Linked DNA regions of Homo sapiens: region 2 is linked to region 1. Evidence: read pairs that join two places in POLR2A ChIA-PET (ENCODE). Cell type or tissue: MCF 10A. All regions are shown on one strand. Links, peaks and the distances in the headings refer to the core of each region. The heading gives the core; the rest is flanking DNA.

Region 1 (8,909 bases), core at 308-8,307:
TTGCTTGAACCCAGGAGGCAGAGGTTGCGGTAAGCTGAGATTGTGTGACTGCACTTCAGCCCGGGTGACAGAACGAGACTCTGTTTAAAAAAAAAAAAAAAAAATTAATGCAATCTATCGTCAATTAGATGTACATTGCTGAGGTCTTTTATCTGTTGTAGATTTTTCCCCCTTTTTATTGCATCAGGCATATTACCCTGTAAATTGTGGTAGTGATAGCAGGAATAAAAAATTAAGTAATTTTATTGGGAGCAGAGGACTGCCCAAGTTGACTGAGGAGGGGTAGACTGGCCCAGGTTGGAAACAGAGCAGGTCAAAATTCTCATGCTGATCAGTAGTGGAGTCACACCTGTGAGTAGCCACTGCACTTTGTCCTGGGCAGCAAGCGAGACCCTGTCTCTAAAAAGAGCAAGGAATTTAAAACTTTAAAGAAAAAAAAAAACTCGGCCAGGCGCGGTGGCTCACGCCTGTAATCCCAGCAATTTGGGAGGCCGAGGCGGGTGGAACACGAGGTCAGGAGATCGAGACCATCCTGGCTAACACGGTGAAACCCCGTCTCTACTAAAAATACAAAAAAAAAAAAAAAATTAGCCGGGTGCGGTGGCAGGTGCCTGTAGTCCCAGCTACTCGGGAGGCTGAGGCAGGAGGATGGCGTGAACCTGGGAGCCAGAGCTTGCAGTGAGTGGAGATCGCGCGAGTGCACTCCAACCTGAGTGACAGATCGAGACTCTGTCTCAAAAAAACAAACAAACAAAAAAAAATTGATGCAATGGTTTTAAAAGGTCAATATTTATAATACTCTGGAAACTACAGCCTTTGTAATTACTTAAAATAATGATTAAAATGCAAGATATCAACATAAAAAGGTGCAAGGAGGTGTATATTATACAACATTATTTTAAGGGTATGTGAATAAAAACACATGAAGACCACAGTCATAGAGAAAAGAACATAGGCTTTGGAGTTTGGAGGCTTAGAGGCTGTTTCCTAGCTGTGTGTCCTAAGGCAAGTTACTCTGCCTCTTCAGTTTCAGCCTCTGTGCTATTATTAAAATGGATTTAATAGTAGGAATTGTTAGTGGTCTATCAATTTTGCCAATTAAGCCAAATAATACACATAAAAGAGGCTGAAATATGGTAGATAATAAATATTTCTTCCTTCCTCCTTATAATGCAGTAAGAAGGTATTGATTCATCCACCCAACAGTAATTTTTAGCACCCATGTGTCAGTCACTGTTCTAGGAGCTAGGGATCCAAGGTGAATGAAGCAAGCAGGGTCCCTGGAAGATGGATAAGAGTGGGCACATGGGGCTGGGCGAGGTGGCTCACGCCTGTAATCCCAGCACTTTGGGAGGCTGAGTCGGGTGGATCACGAGGTCAGGAGTTCAAGACCAGCCTGGCCAAGATGGTGAAACCCCATCTCTACTAAAAATATAAAAATTAGCCGGGCATGGTGGTGGGCGCCTGAAATCCCAGCTGCTCGGGAGGCTGAGGCAGAGAATTGCCTGAACCTGGGAGGCGGAGGTTGCAGTGAACCAAGATAGTGCCACTGCACTCCAGCCTGGGCGACAGAGTGAGACTCTGTCTCAAAAAAAAAAAAAAAAAAAGAGTGGGCACATGGAACCAGATTGCCTGGCTGGAATCCCCTCTTTACTAGCTGTATAATCATTGACAACTCACTCAACATGTCTCAGTGTTGTGGTCTGTATGACAGGGATAATAATAGCACCTTGAAGAGTTTGTGTGTTGAGTTGTTAAGGAGTCAGCACCGTGTCTGGCACATGGTATGCACCCGGCACATGTGAACTATTCATGTTATTCTTCATGATGCTTACATCTGAGGTGGGGAGAAGGGCGTGAGAATATTTGTCTGCATCTTACCTGAGGTTTAGAGAGGTTAAGTAAACTGCATCTAAACTGAGGTTTAGAGAGGTTAAGTAAACTGCCTCTCAAGTCAAATAAATAGGAAGGGTGGAGGTGACACTTTGTCCTCTGTCCCAACGGACTTCAAGGCCTGCACTATTTCTGCCATGCTGAGCAGGCTATTTCATGACAGTTCTTCTCTCTCTTTTTTTTTTTTTCAAATTGAGATGGGGTCTCGCTCTGTCGCCCAGGCTGGAGTGCAGTGGCACGATCTCAGCTAACTGCAATCTCTGCTGCCTGGGTTCAAACAATTCTTGTGACTCAGCCTCCCAAGTAACCGGGATTACAGGCGCCCACCACCACACCCAGCTAAATTTTTTTGTATTTTTAGTAGAGACGGGGTTTTGCCATATTGGCCAGGCTGTTCTTGAACTCCTGACCTCAGGTGAACTGCCTGCCTCAGCCTCCCAAAGTGCTGGGATTACATGTGTAAGCCACCACACCCGGCCAACAGTTATTCTGTAGGACATTTCCCGTTGCAACATTCTATTGGTAGGAGAAGGAGTTTTTTTATAAAAAGGTTTTCGGCCAGGCGCGGTGGCTCACGCTTGTAATCCCAGCACTTTGGGAGGCCGAGGCGGGCAGATCACAAGGTCAGGAGATCGAGACCATCCTGGCTAATACGGTGAAACCCTGTCTCTACTAAAAATACAAAAAAATTAGCCGGGCACGGTAGCCGGCGCCTGTAGTCCCAGCTACTCGGGAGGCTGAGGCAGGAGAATGGCGTGAACCCGGGAGGCGGAGCTTGCAGTGAGCCCAGATAGCGCCACTGCAGTCTGGCCTGGGTGAAAGAGCAAGACTCATCTCAAAAAAAAAAAGTTTTCAATGGAGGACTTACAAAAATCCAGAAACACAATTTATAAGCCCCCAGAGCTCTTCATGATCTCAGATCTGTACACTGAAAAGTCTAGTTTCTTTCCTTTTGGGTAAAACAGAGCATCTGTCAGACTGTCACAAGTCATCTGGAAGAATTCAGAATTTCAGAATTAGACCCAGGAAACATGTAATGCATGGAGGTGGTGATTGCCTTACATTCAATATAATATAAACTGGTCTTTGCTTTAAGTTTTGAGGCTATGCCATGCTCCAGACACTTTCCTAAGTGATGAGGTTATCAGGTCAAATACAACAGTCTCTGCCTTTTTACAGTTAGTGCGGAGTTCCACACAGGAGACAAACCTCAGCATAATCCTAGACAGTGACAAGATGAGAAACCAGCAGGAGGAATCCTGAGAAGGAAGTCATTAACTTAGCTGTAAGCCAGGTGGGACCTCCGAGGAGTGACCTGTAAGCTGGACCATGAGGGATGAGCAGGCCCTCTTTAGCCTGATGTATTAGTCCGTTCTCATGCTGCTAATAAAGACATACCAGAGACTGGGTAATTTATAAAGGAAAGAGGTTTAATTGACTCATAGTTCAGCATGGCTAGGGAGGCCTCAGGAAACTTACAATCATGGCAGAAGGAGAAGCAAACACCTCCTTCTTCATATGGTGGCAGCAAGGAGAATTGCAGAGCGAAGTCAGGAGGAAAGCCCCTTATAAAACCATCAGATCTTGTGAGAACACATTCACTATCACAAGAACAGCAGCATGGGGGCAGCTACCCCCATGATTCAATTACCTCCCACTGGGTCCCTTCCGTGACACTTGGGGATTATGGGAACTCCAATCAAGATGAGATCTGAGGCTGGGCGTGGTGGCTCACACCTGTAATCCTAACACTTTGGGAGGCCAAGGCGGGTGGATCACCTGAGGTCAGGAGTTCAAAACCAGCCTGGCCAACATTGTGAAATCTCATCTTTACTAAAAATACAAAAATTAGCTGGGTATGATGGCAGGTGCCTGTAATCCCAGCTACTCGGGAGGCTGAGGCAAGAGAATTGCTTAATCCCGGGGGATGGAGGTTGCAGAGAGCCAAGATCACGCCACTTCACTCCATCCTGGGCGAAGGAGCAAAACTCTGTCCAGAAAGGATGATATTTGGGTAGGAACACAACCAAACCATATCACCAGAGAAGAGGAAGAAGAGGATCCTGGGCCTGAACAAATATCTGAAGGTCTAAGAAGGAAAGAGAGGCAGGAGGGGCTGAGATACTCTGGGCGGGAGGGAACACTGTGGTGAGGCAAGAGGGTGAAGCTCCATGAAGGCAGGGATCCTTACTCACCCGGATGCCTAAAATGGTGCCCGGGTTGTTGCTGTTGGCTAATTGAATGCTAAAATCCTACCTCTTCCCCCAGAGATTCTGTCTCAGTTGGTCTGGGATAGGGCTGTGGCAATGGTATATTTTAAAAGCTCTCCGGGTTATTCTGATGTACTTCCAGGTTTGGTACCACTGGACTAAATGAATGACCTGAACCCGTGGAGATGAGAAAAAAAAATGTTTTTTTGAGACAGGGTTTTGCTCTGTCACCCAGGCTGAGTGCAGTGGTACAATCTCAGCTCACTGCAACCTTGGTCTCAGGTCTCAAGTGATTCTCCTGTCTTAGCCTCCTGAATAGCTGAGATAACAGGCATGTGCCACCACACTTGGCTAATTTTTGTATTTTTTTTTTTTTGATGGGGTTTCACCATGTTGCCCAGGATGGTCTCAAACTCCTGGGCTCAAGCAATCTGCCTGACTTAGCCTCCCAAAGTGTTGTGATTATAGGTGACAGCCACCGTGCCCGGCCAAGAAATTTTCTTTATAGTTTTCTGTGGGTCAGAAGCCCTTCTCCTTGAAAAGACCTCAGATGATGGTATGTGGTATTTTCCTATTTTATGGAGCTTTGGGGTGGGAATGTAAACTGCCAAGGATTTGTTTGCTCTTGCCTTTAATCCCAGCATTTTGGGAGGCCAAGGCAGGAGGCTCGCCTGAGGCAAGCAGTTTGAGACCAGCCTGGGCAACATGAAGAGACCTCCATCTCTACCAAAAAAAAATTAGCCAGGTATAATGGTGCATGCCTGTGGTCCCAGCTACTTGGGAGGCTGAGGTGGGAGGATCTGCTTGAACCTGGGAGGATGAGGCTGCAGTAAACGATGATCATGCTACTGCCCTCCAGCCTGGGCAACAGAGCAAGACCCTGTCTCGAAAAAAAAAATCTGGCAAGTATAGTTAAAATATTAATGGTAGAATCTAGCTAATGGGTATACAGTTGAGTATATAAATATTTTTCAACTGATATATTTTTAAATTTTTTCTTTTTCTTTTTGTTTTTGAAACAGGGTCACACTCTGTAGCCCAGGCTGGAGTGCAATGGTACCGTTGAACTCCTGGGCTCAAGCCCTCCTCCTACTTCAGCCTCCCAAGTAGCTGGGACTACAGGAGCCTGCCACCACTCTTGGCTAATTTTTTAAATTTTTTATAGAAATGGGGTCTTGCTATATTGCCCAGGCTGGTCTTGAAATCCTGCCCTCAAGCAATCCTCCCACCTCTGCCTCCCAAAGCATTGGGATTATAGGTATCAACTATCACGCCTGGCAGAAATTTTTCTTAATAAAATGGGGGAAAAAATTAGCTTGAGCCAAGGATAAAACACACTAACTGAGTCTAAATGAGAAATTGATAGAAACCTGAGTGTCATTTAGACCAGCATTCTACAAGGAGGCAGACAGAAGGACGAGAGCCTTTCCAGGTAGAAAGGCCAGTGGTGCTGGGAGCTGTGTATTGGTCTGCTTAGCTAGAGCAGAAATGGGGGACTTTGCTGACAGAGGCCAAGATACTGATTCAGCTGGGTTCAAGTGACCTTGGATAATTGGACTGATGTCTCTGCACCTTAGTTTCTTCATCTCTTAAATAGGAGTCACATTAACAGTCATTGTAAGTACCAAACTCAAAGAGCTGTTGTGAGGATCAAATGATATATCAAATAGTTTTCGAAGACAGATGGAGGGATTTTCCAAGAGATATGATGACACAGATGATTTGAAGGGAGTCAGTTTCTGGATTTCCATTTCCATATGTAATTCTGCTAGAAAGAATTAATCTGAGAAAATGCTGAGTGTTGAGGTGTTATGCCAGTTGTCCTTTTCAGCTCACCTTTCCTAATCACTCATACCCCGTTTGGTAAAATAAAAAGGCATACTTGTCCCTATCTTGTTATGGTACCTTACATTAGGTGTAAAAACTTCCAGGCTGGGCGCAGTGGCTCACACCTGTAATCCCAGCACTTTGGGAGGCCAAGGAGGGTGGATCACCTGAGGTCGGGAGTTTGAGACCAGCCTGACCAACATGAAGAAACCCCGTCTCTACTAAAAATACAAAATTAGCCAGGCATGGTGGTGCACGCTTGTAATCCCAGCTACTCAGGAGGCTGAGGCAGGAGAAACGCTTGAACCTGGGAGGCAGAGGTTGCAGTGAGCCAAGATCGCGGCATTGCACTCCAGCCTGGGCAACAAGAGTCAAACTCCATCTCAAAAAAACAAACAAACACAAAAAAACTTCCAGGGTTCCAAAGAGATTATTCAAGATACTAGAGGAGGTGAAAGCTCTTTGAATGTGGGCAACATGCACTCAAAGCAGGGCTGGCATTTTTTTTCTGATTTAACACATGCCCTGTGAAGGAAGAAGTATGGCCTCTGGAATGGACTATTTTGGCCCCTGTTGGAATGTTCTAAATTCAGTTACACTGTAGAGTGGACTAGGGATAGGATGACAATTTTTCTTTAACAAACTCAGCCTTTCTATCCCCTGACTGTTGTCGAAGAACTATCACTTCTGATAGGGGGCTTTTTGACAGCCAAAAAAAAAAAAAAAGGTGTCAGGGGTGGGAAAGATAGATAAAAAATATTGAAGAGAATAACAATTTCATTTAGGAGCAAATTCTTAGCAGGGCTGTCTCTCTCTCTCCTATCTCTCTCTCTCTCTCTGAATTCAGAAATGAAATGTTTGTCATGGGGATGTGTCTTTTTTTTTTTTTGACACAGAGTCTCGCTCTGTTGCCCAGGCTGGAGTGCCATGGTGCAATCTCAGCTCACTGCAACCTCCACCTCCTGGGTTCAAGCGATTTCCAGCTAATTTTTGTATTTTTAGTAGAGACAAGGCTTCACCATGTTGGCCAGTTCGTCTCGAACTCCTGATCTCACATGATCCGCCTGCCTCAGCCTCCCAAAGTACTAGAATTACAGGTGTGAGTCACTGTGCTCCTCAGTGGAGATGTGTCTTTATTTTATTTTATTTTATTTTATTTTTGAGACGGAGTCTCGCTCTGTCGCCCAGCCTGGAGTGCAGTGGTGCGATCTTGGCTCACTGCAAGCTCCACCTCCCGGGTTCACGCCATTCTCCTCTTTAGCCTCCCCAGTAGCTGGGACTACAGGTGCCCACGACCACGCCCGGCTAATTTTTTGTATTTTTTTAGTAGAGATGGGGTTTCACTGTGTTAGCCAGGATGGTCTCGATCTGCTGACCTGGTGATCCGCCCACCTTGGCCTCCCAAAGGGAGATGTGTCTTAATCTGTTTATTTGAATAGAAAAATGTAGTCACATTTTTACTGACCAAAAAAAAGTTTTACTTGGCCCCTTGGTTTGACAGTGAAGGCTGACTTTGCTAGTTAGGTAATAGGTGGACATTTTTCATAAATCAAATGAGCTAAAAATATAGCACTGAGATTTTGAATAAAATATATTTAAATCACATGATGAGAGAGAAATGCTTCATCAAAATTTTTATTACACAAGGTATTTTGAAATTAATATTTTCGGCCAGGCGCGGTGGCTCATGCCTGTAATCCCAGCACTTTGGGAGGCCGAGGCAGGCGGATCATCTGAGGTCGGGAGTTCAAGACCAGCCTGACCAACATGGAGAAACCCCGTCTCTACTAAAAATACAAAAAATTAGCCAGGCATGGTGGCACATGCCTGTAATCCCAGTTACTCAGGAAGGCTGAGGCAGGAGAATCGCTTGAATCCGGAAGGCGGAGGTTGCAGTGAGGCGAGATTGCGCCACTGCACTCCAGCCTGGGCAACATGAGCGAAACTTGGTCTCAAAAAAAAAAAAAAAAAGAAAGAAAGAAATTAATATTTTCATTTTCTAACCCTTTCTGAATATATCAGGTTAATCAAAATGTTTCTAGGTAGAAAAATAATAGGTGTAATTTAATAATCATTTGATAATTCTGGAGAGAGTCTTTTTGGCAAATGTTTCAGAAACTGAGAAAGTGAATGACTCTCATGACTGGACAGCAAACCCTTTTCTAAGTCAGATGTTTTTGGGAAGAATCAAGTTTTAGCCAATAGATCACTAAACAATGCATTTATTTATTTATTTAGAGATGGAGTTTCAATCTTGTTGCTCAGGCTGGAGTACAATGGTGCAATCTCAGCTCACCACAACCTCTGCCTCTCTGGTTCAAGCAATTCTCCTGCCTCAGCCTCCCGAATAGCTGGGACTACAGGCGTGCACCACCATGCCTGGCTAATTTTGTATTTTTAGTAGAGAGAGGGTTTCTCCATGTTGGTCAGGCTGGTCTCGAACTCCCAGCCTCATGTGATTCGCACTCTTCAGCCTCCCAAAGTGCTGGGATTACGGGCGTGAACCACTGCAGCTGGCCTAAACAATGCATTTTAATGATAGATCACTCTGCGATTTTTGGAATACAATTTGGAAGGACTTCAAAGAGTTTAATGACATTACTGTAAGAAATCTTCTATTCGCATCCTCTGCCTTACATGAATGAGATTTCTCAACACTTTTATCTATGAAAATGGGACAGAGTGGAATTAATGTTGAATACTATCTCAGTTGAGCAATCATATTCACACGTAATATGCATATGAACTAATTTCTTAAAATTATAATTTATCTTAGAGGCATTTATTATAATTTTTATTTAATGATTTTGATCAAAATTAGTAATGCATTGGTCATTTTGATCATTAGTGTACTACTAATAATTATAATGATAACAATTCTGAAGACTTGAGTTCTTAAAAAAGAAGAACTTAGGATCACAGGAGACTAGCAAAATTAATTTCCATCTATATGCATATTTTTCTTGCTGAGTACAATAG
Region 2 (8,909 bases), core at 602-8,601, 50 kb before region 1:
TGCCCACCAGCATGGCAGAATTAAAGTGGTCAGGGAGTTCAGGGAGTGATTATACAGATCGACTCTGAAATTTAAGCTGGTTAAAGATGGAATAGAGGGCTTCAAATGGCTATGGCAGTTAAGACAGAAATGGTGCCTCTGATGTGCCTCCCTTTGGTCTTTGCACGACTGGCTCCCTCTTGTGGTTCAGTCATTCTGTGCTCTCACCCTTTTAACTGCAGAGGACTTAACGTTGTTTTCTTATTACTTTCTTCTATTTATCCACCCAGCTATGTATGCTCTGTGCTCTGCTTTACACTATTAGAATATAAGCTCCATGAGAGCAAGCACCTTGTCAGTAATGTTCATTGTTTTATAGCCACAGCACTTATTTGACTTATTTGGCAGAGTGAAGACAACAAGTATTTGATGGAAGAATGAAGAATGACTAGGACGTGATTATAAGGCCTTCGCCATCCTGTGCATGGTCTTCTACATGTGCTCCTGTTTGTCAGTTTTCTGTTTCTAACCTCCACCAAGAGAAAGAAGATGCTTCCCCAGGGTTAGGGTTACTTGCTAGTCAATCCACTCCAGGTCTCCCTCAAGGCCTTCCAAGGCTCTGGGGAGGAGAACTCAAGGAGAAATTTACCCCAGAGTTACTGAGGCACCAGATGTTTCAGAGGCCAGCCAAAGAGGAAGGAGGTGTCATAAGGGCATAATTGCTTTCCATTTTGTTTTGAATTTTTTTTTTTTTTTTTTTTTGAGACAGGGTCTCGCTTTGTCACCCAGGCTGGAGTGCTGTGGCACAATCATGGCTCAATGCAGCCTCAACCTCCTGGGCACAAGTGATCCTCCCGCCTCATTCCCCCAAGTAGCTGGGACTACAGGCCCATGCCACCCTACTCAGCTAATTTTTGTATTTGTTTGTATTCTTTTGTTCCACCATGTCACCCAGGCTGGTCTTGAATTCCTGGGCTCAAGCAGTCCTCTTGCCTCGGCCTCCCAAAGTGCTGGAATTACAGGCATAAGCAACTATGCGTGGTCTATTTTGCTCATTTCTTACTGGGTTATTTTCTTATTGCCGAATTTTAGAAGTTTTTAATATATTATGGATGCAAGTCCTTCATCAGATGTATGTTTTGCAAATATTGTCATTTCTCAGTGGTGTCTTTTGAAGAGCAGAAGTTTTAATTTTTATAAAGTTTTAACTTGTCAGCTGTGTCTTAGATTGTTCATGCTTTTTCTGTCATGTGCAAGAAATCTGCCTAATCGAAGGCTGCAAAGATTTTGTCCTGTTTTATTCAAGTTGTTGTATATAATGTGAAGTTAAGGTCAAATTTCATCTTTTTGCATGTGGTTATTCAGCTGTTCCAGCACCTTCTGTTGAAAAGACTATTCTTTCCCCACTGAATTATTTGGCACGTTTCTTGAAAATCAATTGAACCAAAGCGTGGGCCGCACAGTGGCTCATGCCTGTAATCCCAGCACTTTGGGAGGACGAGGAGGCCAGATCACCTGAGGTCCAGAGTTCAAGACCAGCATGGCCAACATGGCAAAGCCCGTCTCTACTAAAAAAAAAAATACAAAAATTAGCCAGGTGTGGTGGCACGCATCTGCAATCCCAGCTACTCAGGAGGCTGAGGCAGGAGTATTGCTTGAACCTGGGAGGCAGAGGTTGTAGTGAGCCGAGATTATGCCACGGAACTCCAGCCTAGGTGAGAGTGAGACTCTGTCTCAAAAACAACAACAACAACAACAACAACAAAAGTGTGAAGTCTGCTATTGGACTTTCTAGTCTTCCATTTATCTAAATATCTATTGTTCTGTCTTTATAATGCTTTCTTGATTACTGTGGCATTGTAGTAAGTTTTAGAATCAGGTAAATCCTTCAACTTTTTCTTTATCAAAATTGTTTCACTATTCTGGATTCTTTGCACTTTCATATAAACTTTTTTGCCACATGAAAGTTATTAGCTTATTAATCTTCTTATGAAAAGTCCACACAGTGGCTGCAGATAACGTCATGCAGCATCTTTATTCCTGTGGCTTTTTGCCAGCACCACCATTGGCCTTTGCAGTCCCCCTAACTTTCTTCATTCTGTTCTTGTGTTCTTTTTGAGGTCTTTTCCTTCTCATCCAAGCTATGTCTTGCAAGTCTATGTTTGGCTTCGTTTTTCTTTGCATAATCCAAGGAATCATAAATCACATCAAAGCCGGTTGTCTTGCCACCACCAGAATGAGTTCTGAATCCAAATACATTCCCACCAGCAATATGTGAGTTTCTCCATATGCTGGTCAACACTTGTTCACTTGGTCAATCTTTTTTGTCTTAGCCATTCTAGTAAGTGTATAGTGGTATCTCATTTTGGTTTTAATTTGCATTTTTCTGATGACTTATGATGTTCAGCATCTTTTTAATTTTGAGACAGAGTCTCACTCTGTCGCCCAGGCTGGAGTGCAGTGGTGTGATCTTGGCTCACTGCAACCTCCACCTCCTGGGTTCAAGTGATTCCCATGCCTCAGCCTCCCAAGTAACTGACATCCAGTGTAGCCTTGTACATTTTGGATAGTTTTTCCCAAATTTCTGTGTTGGGTACTGATAACTTTCCAGGGTGAAGGACATCAATGAACATTTGTTCATCTCCCAAATTTGTGTGTTGGGTACTGATAACTTTCCAGGGTGAAGGACATCAATGACGATTTGTTCATCTCAAGGAGTTGGCTGGTCATAAACTTCCTGATTCAAGTAGTTATTGTGTCATTCATGATGGTGATCAATCCTTAGGCAGCCACTTCCATATAAAATTTAGGAATAGCTTGTCAATTTAAAGAAAAAAAGGCTGGACATGGTGGCTCATGCCTGTAATCTCAGCTCTTTGGGAGGCCAAGGCAGGAGGATTGCTTGAGCCCAGTAGTTCAAGACCAGCCTGGGCAATATAGTGAGACCCCTTCTCTAAAAAAAATTTTTTTTTTAATTAGCCAGACATGGTGGTGCACACCTGTAGTCTCAGCTGCTTGGGGGCGCTGAGGTGGGAGGATTGCTTGAGCCTGGTAGTTTGAGACTGGCCTGGGCAATATGGTGAGATCCCTTCTCAAAAAAAAATTTTTTTAATTAGCCGGTCATGGTGGTGCACACCTGTAGTCTCAGGTAGTGGGGGTGCTGAGGTGGGAGGATTGCTTGAGCCCAGGAGTTTGAGACCAGCCTGGACAATATAGTGAGACCTCTTCTCTAAAAAAAAATGTTTTTTAATTAGCCAGTCATGGTGGTGCACAACTGTAATATCAGGTAGTTGGGGGGCTGAGGCGGGAGGATTGCTTGAGCCCACGAAGTTGAGGCTGAAGTGAGCCATGATTGCACCACTGCAGAGAGCAAGACTCTGTCTCAACAACAACAAAAATAGCCTACTAGGATTTTGACAGATATTACATTGAATTTATTTTATTTAGTTTTATTTATTTATTTTTTTAGAGAGAGAGTCTTGCTCTGTCACCTAGGCTGAAGTGCAGTGGCATGATCATATAATATCTCACTGCTACCTCAAACTCCTGGGCTCAAGGGATCCTCCCGCCTCAGCCTCTGTAGTAGCTAGGACTATAGGCACATGCCACTATACCCAGCTAATTTTTTTTTTTTTGGCAGAGACGGGATCTTGCTATGTTGCCCAGGATGGCCTCAAGCAACCTCCAGCCTTGGCCTCCCAAAGTGTTGGGATTACAGGCTTGAGGCACCGCATTCAGCCTACACTGAATTTATACATCAATATTGGGAAATTGTCATCTTAACAATATTGAATCTTCCAACCCATGACATCATATCTCTCCCATTTTATATAAGTCCTTTTAAATTTATCTTAGCAGTGTTTTGTACAAGTTTGCCTTTCTCTCGTCTAATTTAGTCCTAAGTATCTTATTCTTTTGATGCTCATTAAACGGACTTACTAGTTATGATACGTTTTTGTAGATTCTTTGCAGTTTCTTACATACAAGATAATGTTGCTTGAGAATCACAATAGCTTTTAAACTCTTTGCTCACTACATTTCAGTTAAACCTCTCACTCCCTCTAGCACCCAAGACCATAGCCCAAAAATATCCAAATGCTTCCCTTCTAAGGATAGAGTCAGGTGTCCTTAAATTTCTCCTAAAGATGGAATGTTCCACCAACAGCAGTGTTGATCTTCTACTATGGTAGTGTGCTATGTCCATCTCTAGCACAAAGATAAACATGTCACAAGAACCATGCATTCATGCACTCAGGATTCTTTTCCCCTTTGCCCCTGTGACTTGTGTGTATCTTTGCTTCAGTTATTGACCAACCATCCTACAGATGGCTATACTCTTAGATAAGTTTTTGATAAGTTTTCTGTCTGTAGTAATTTTGTCTTTGCTCAAATCTCAGACAGTTCTCTCATAGTTACATCTTGACCACTGGGATATTTTTGGATCCTGATTCTGCCATTCAGCATATTAGTTATCCCAACAAAATTCATGCTTTCTCATATTTGGGCAGTAGATCATAGTCTTTAGCCAAGTAAATTGTGAACAAAAATCTTATAGCAGAGACAGACCACTGTGGCATGGCATTAGAGACCTTCTCTCTGGTTGCCTTTGATCAGCAATTAGTACTCTTTAGGAATGACTGCTCTGCTAATTACACGTGAACTTACCTATGCTTCCTTTCTTCAACTGTAAAATGAGGATAATAATAGTACTCTCCTCACAAGACTGTTGCAAGGATTAGATGACTAAACATATGTAATGAAGTCACAGTAGTACCTACCACAGAGAAGTGCACAAGAAAGTGAGTCATGTTGGGCATCGTGGTTCATGGCTGTAATCCCAGCACTTTGGAAGGTCGAGGTGGGAGGATCGCTTGAGCGCAGGAGTTCAAGACCAGCCTGGGCAACATAGGGAGACTTCATCTCTAAAAAAAAGAAAGAAAGAAAGAAAGAAAGAAAAACAAAAAAAGAAAGAAAATGAGTCATTATTGTTTGGGGAAGAAAGAAAAGACTCTACAGTCAATAGCTTTGGCCTTTATCCTTGCCTTTTCATTTCCTACCTGTGTGCATCCTTAGACAAGTTATTTAACTCTTGTCAGTTTCTTCATCTTAAAATAATTGTAAAAACAGTGTCTTATTCATAAGGTTTTTGTGAGAATTAAATGAAATAATGCAGATAGAGTAACACCATGCACGACACTCAATCAGTATTTGTTGCAATGATAGTTACTGACATTCAACTTGTACACATTTTTATCTCCCCTCCACTGCAATCCTCCTGTCAAATTATTTCCAAAAGCTTGAGGATATTTGGACACATTACATTTATAGCACTTCCCTGATCAACCTACTTGATAACTTAGTAGCCAGTTTAGAGCATTATGGTTAATTTAAGTCATCTTTTATTTATTTATTTTTATTTATTTTTTTGAGACAGATTCTTGCTCTATCGCCCAGGCTGGAGTGCAATGGCGCAATCTTGGCTCACTGCAACCTCTGCCTCCCAGGCTCAAGCAATTCTCCTGCCTCAGCCTCCTAAGCAGCTGGGATTACAGGCACCCTCCACCACACCCAGCTAATTTTTGCATTTTTAATAAAGGTGGGGTTTCACTATGTTGGCCAGGCTGGTCTCGAACTCCTGACCTTGTGATCTGCCCACAGATCATGGCCTCCCAAAGTGCTGGACTATAGATGTGAGCCACCGCACCCGGCTAAGTTCTCTTTTAAAATTCTTCTAAAATTCTAAAATGCAAGCAAAATTCTTATTTAAATGTTTAATTTATATATATATACCCACATATATGTGTGTATATAATGGCTAGAATGTTAATTTTGGGCTCATTTTATGAGACTCTAGACTTGTGTGTTGTATATGCTACATGTAGTGTTTATAAGAGTACTCTGGGGACCAGCCCTTGAAAAATTGTGTTCATTTTATAGGCTGTGAGGCAGTGATTATTCGAAATTATTATGAAGGTATATGTTTGTTTTTATCAGTGCTTCTTCCTTTGATTTATTTGGTGCTGAGAATGTAGCTCAGGAATGCAACCACCAATGACAAAGCCGTTTCTATGAGAAAATAGTCTGCCCCTCAATGATCAATTGTGATACAGAATCTAGGACTCACGGTGGTTGAAGCAGATGCTGCTTACCAAATCACAACACTCCCTTTGTGTAGGAAAAGACATCCCAAATCTTAAAGGTAGGATTTCCACAAAACAAACAATTCAGAAGTTAATGCCTCATAGCAACTAAGAATTAAGACTTGATTTTTTGGTGTAGTTTTTTTCAAAGTACTATATGTCAAATTTTCTAAAAGTATCTGTGTGTGCAACAAAATGTTGCAAGTCAAAACCACTTGGATTTTATTTTCTATCCTTGCACTATTAAAAAGAATTGGGGCACATCGGCTGGGCGCAGTGGCTCACGCCTGTAATCCCAGCACTTTGGGAGGCCGAGGCGGGCGGATCACGAGGTCAGGAGATCGACACCATCCTGGCTAACACGGTGAAACCCCGTCTCTACTGAAAATACAAAAAATTAGCCGGGCGTGGTGGCGGGCGCCTGTAGTCCCAGCCACTCGGGAGGCTGAGGCGGGAGAATGGCGTGAACCCAGGAGGCGGAGCTTGCAGTGAGCGGAGATCCGGCCACTGCACTCCAGCCTGGGCAACAGAGCGAGACTCCGTCTCAAAAAAAAAAAAAAAAAGAATTGGGCCACATTACCTATCAATTTTATTTCTTTTTTTCCCCAAAATGCAGATAATAATTACAAAAGATTAAATGATAAAGTACAGAACATAGTACCTGGCACATGGTAGGTGTTCAATAAATGTTTCCTTCCTTTTTCATTGTCATTGATGGTCCATTACAAAATATATATTAAAGGAAAAGATGCTGAAAGCCTGGTAGATTTGGGTACTTCTATGTCAAAGATACCATTCATGCCCTTTTATAAGTGATTCAAAAAATTAACATATGCCTCAACTTCTACCTTGCAGTGAACTCCCGAAAGGTGGCAACAAATCCTTTTAGAGTTTCTTAGAACAGAGAAAATCCAACTGTGATGCTACAGAATATTGGCTCCTCTGTTGTGTTCTTGGATTTCCTCTCAACAGTTGCTTGCTGTGGTTTCTTAGGTTACAGGTACAATTAGTGAACTAAGGATTTAAGGTATGAGGCTTATTATTATTATTGGCTTTAATGTAACTATGGCTTATGCCTTATTATTTCTGGACTTCAGTCATCACTGTCATTATCAGATCTGCTGATCATCAGTCATTTCAGGGCCAAAAATAACAAAAGCACCAGAAACTGAAATACTGAGGACAATATAATCAACTCTGTTATTCAGGGACTCATTATTTCAATTTAGAATTTGTTCAATTCCGATTCAGAATTTGTTAGAATTTCCCAACTGGATGTGCATTCGAGCGTAACTTTGTTGTGTGAGTAGCAAAATACTTTGCAAAGCAAAATAATGAACAAGATTGCAGGAGGAATTTTCAACCCGCTAAAGAAAACAGTAGGATGAGAACATTGAGAACTCATAGAGGTTTCCATTTACTTAAAGAATTAGAAGCATGCATGTATACACTAAGATATCACGATATATTTGGCTGATCCATTTTCTTCTCTGTCTCCTTCATTAGACTTGGCTTTTTTGAGAATAGGAACAAAGTTCCTGTAAGAGTAGGTTTTTGTACATGTTAGCTAAATTAGTAGGTCCTTTAGTGCTGCGTGGATGGCTTAGGTGTTAATCATATTCATGAGTCTTTACCAAACACTCTCTCTCTCACACACACACACACACACACGCATGCAGGTGCAAAATTCTGTCACTAGGATCCACTGAGCTGGAGTTAGGATTGCAAGAGGTTGTTGGGGATAATTATGCCTATAAAAGATAAAAGTGGGGAAGAAGCAGGATTGTGTAGGAAAAGTCTCAGACCATGATGTGGATCTGAGAATGTCTTGATGACCCTCTGGAAAGTTCTGGAACAAAGATTACTCATTAGAAAAGCCCCACATTAGGCAAAAACGGCCAGGCCCTAGTATCCCTACCATGCTTAGTCATTGGCTGGGGGATGCCCAAGAAGAGCATGACCTCAGCTCAATAGCTAACAAATGGAGGCTATCGGCTAACTGCACTGCTTGCAGCTGAGCAGCAACTTCTTTCTTAAAGGAAGATCTGAGTGATGCACCTCTGTGGTTGCCACAAGTCCCAAGATAATGAACCTCCCTCATAACACAAATTCAGATATGAGGTGATTGACTCTAACTGCCACTTCCAAAAACATCTGCCCACCTCTTCTCTGAGGAAGCATGAACAGAAAGTCTTAGGTGGACAAAAGACAGAGAGCTGTATTACGCTGAGAGTCCCCAGGGTCTGAAAACTTGGTTGACAATAAGAGAATCAGCCAATTGGAGGATTCTGTGTATTGCTACTGTTGAAACCCAGCCAGGGCCAGATGTAGTGGCTCAAGCCTGTAATCCCAGCACTTTGGGAGGCCGAGGCAGAAGGATTGCTTGAGCCCAGGAGTTCAAGACCAGTCTTTGCAACATAGCGAGACCTCTACAAATAATTTTTAAAATTAGCCAGACGTGGTGATACACACCTGTGTCCCCAGCTACTTGGAAGGCTGAGGTGGGTAGATTGCTTTAGCCTGGGTGGTCAAGGCTGCGGTGAGCCATGATCACACTGTACTCCAGCCTGGATGACAGAACAAGACCTCATGTCAAAAAAAAAAAAAAAAAAAAAAAAAAAAAAGAAAGAAAGAAGAAAGGAAAGGAGAAAAGGAAAAAGAAAGGAAATCCAGCCAGCCACAGTTCCCAGAATCATTTTCATGAATATTTAAAGTAGAGAGGACGGTCACTAATAGGAAGTGCTAAACCACAGCCAGGGGAGGGATGGCACCAACTGACTCCCCTCCCAA

Evidence for each region. ChIA-PET counts read pairs that join two places held together with the same protein. Peaks named below come from ENCODE experiments on the same cell type or tissue, not always from the same donor. Only the 100,000 strongest peaks of a DNase experiment are listed, where the experiment ranks them.
Region 2: POLR2A ChIA-PET joins it to region 1 with 5 read pairs; 3 of 35 experiments call an interaction of 5 or more read pairs at or near these places.

What each region holds. Positions count from the first base shown.
Region 1 is chr1:65,125,775-65,134,683 of GRCh38, forward strand. No RefSeq gene overlaps it. Among named protein-coding and RNA genes, the nearest start is that of AK4, 18 kb to the right of the region's middle. In MCF 10A, for the core only: no CTCF peak of the experiment used is centred there; no DNase peak of the experiment used is centred there.
Region 2 is chr1:65,075,387-65,084,295 of GRCh38, forward strand. It overlaps the pseudogene LOC100129205. Among named protein-coding and RNA genes, the nearest start is that of MIR101-1, 21 kb to the left of the region's middle. RefSeq lists silencers at 140-189, 210-259. In MCF 10A, for the core only: no CTCF peak of the experiment used is centred there; a DNase peak (open chromatin) is centred at 4,785.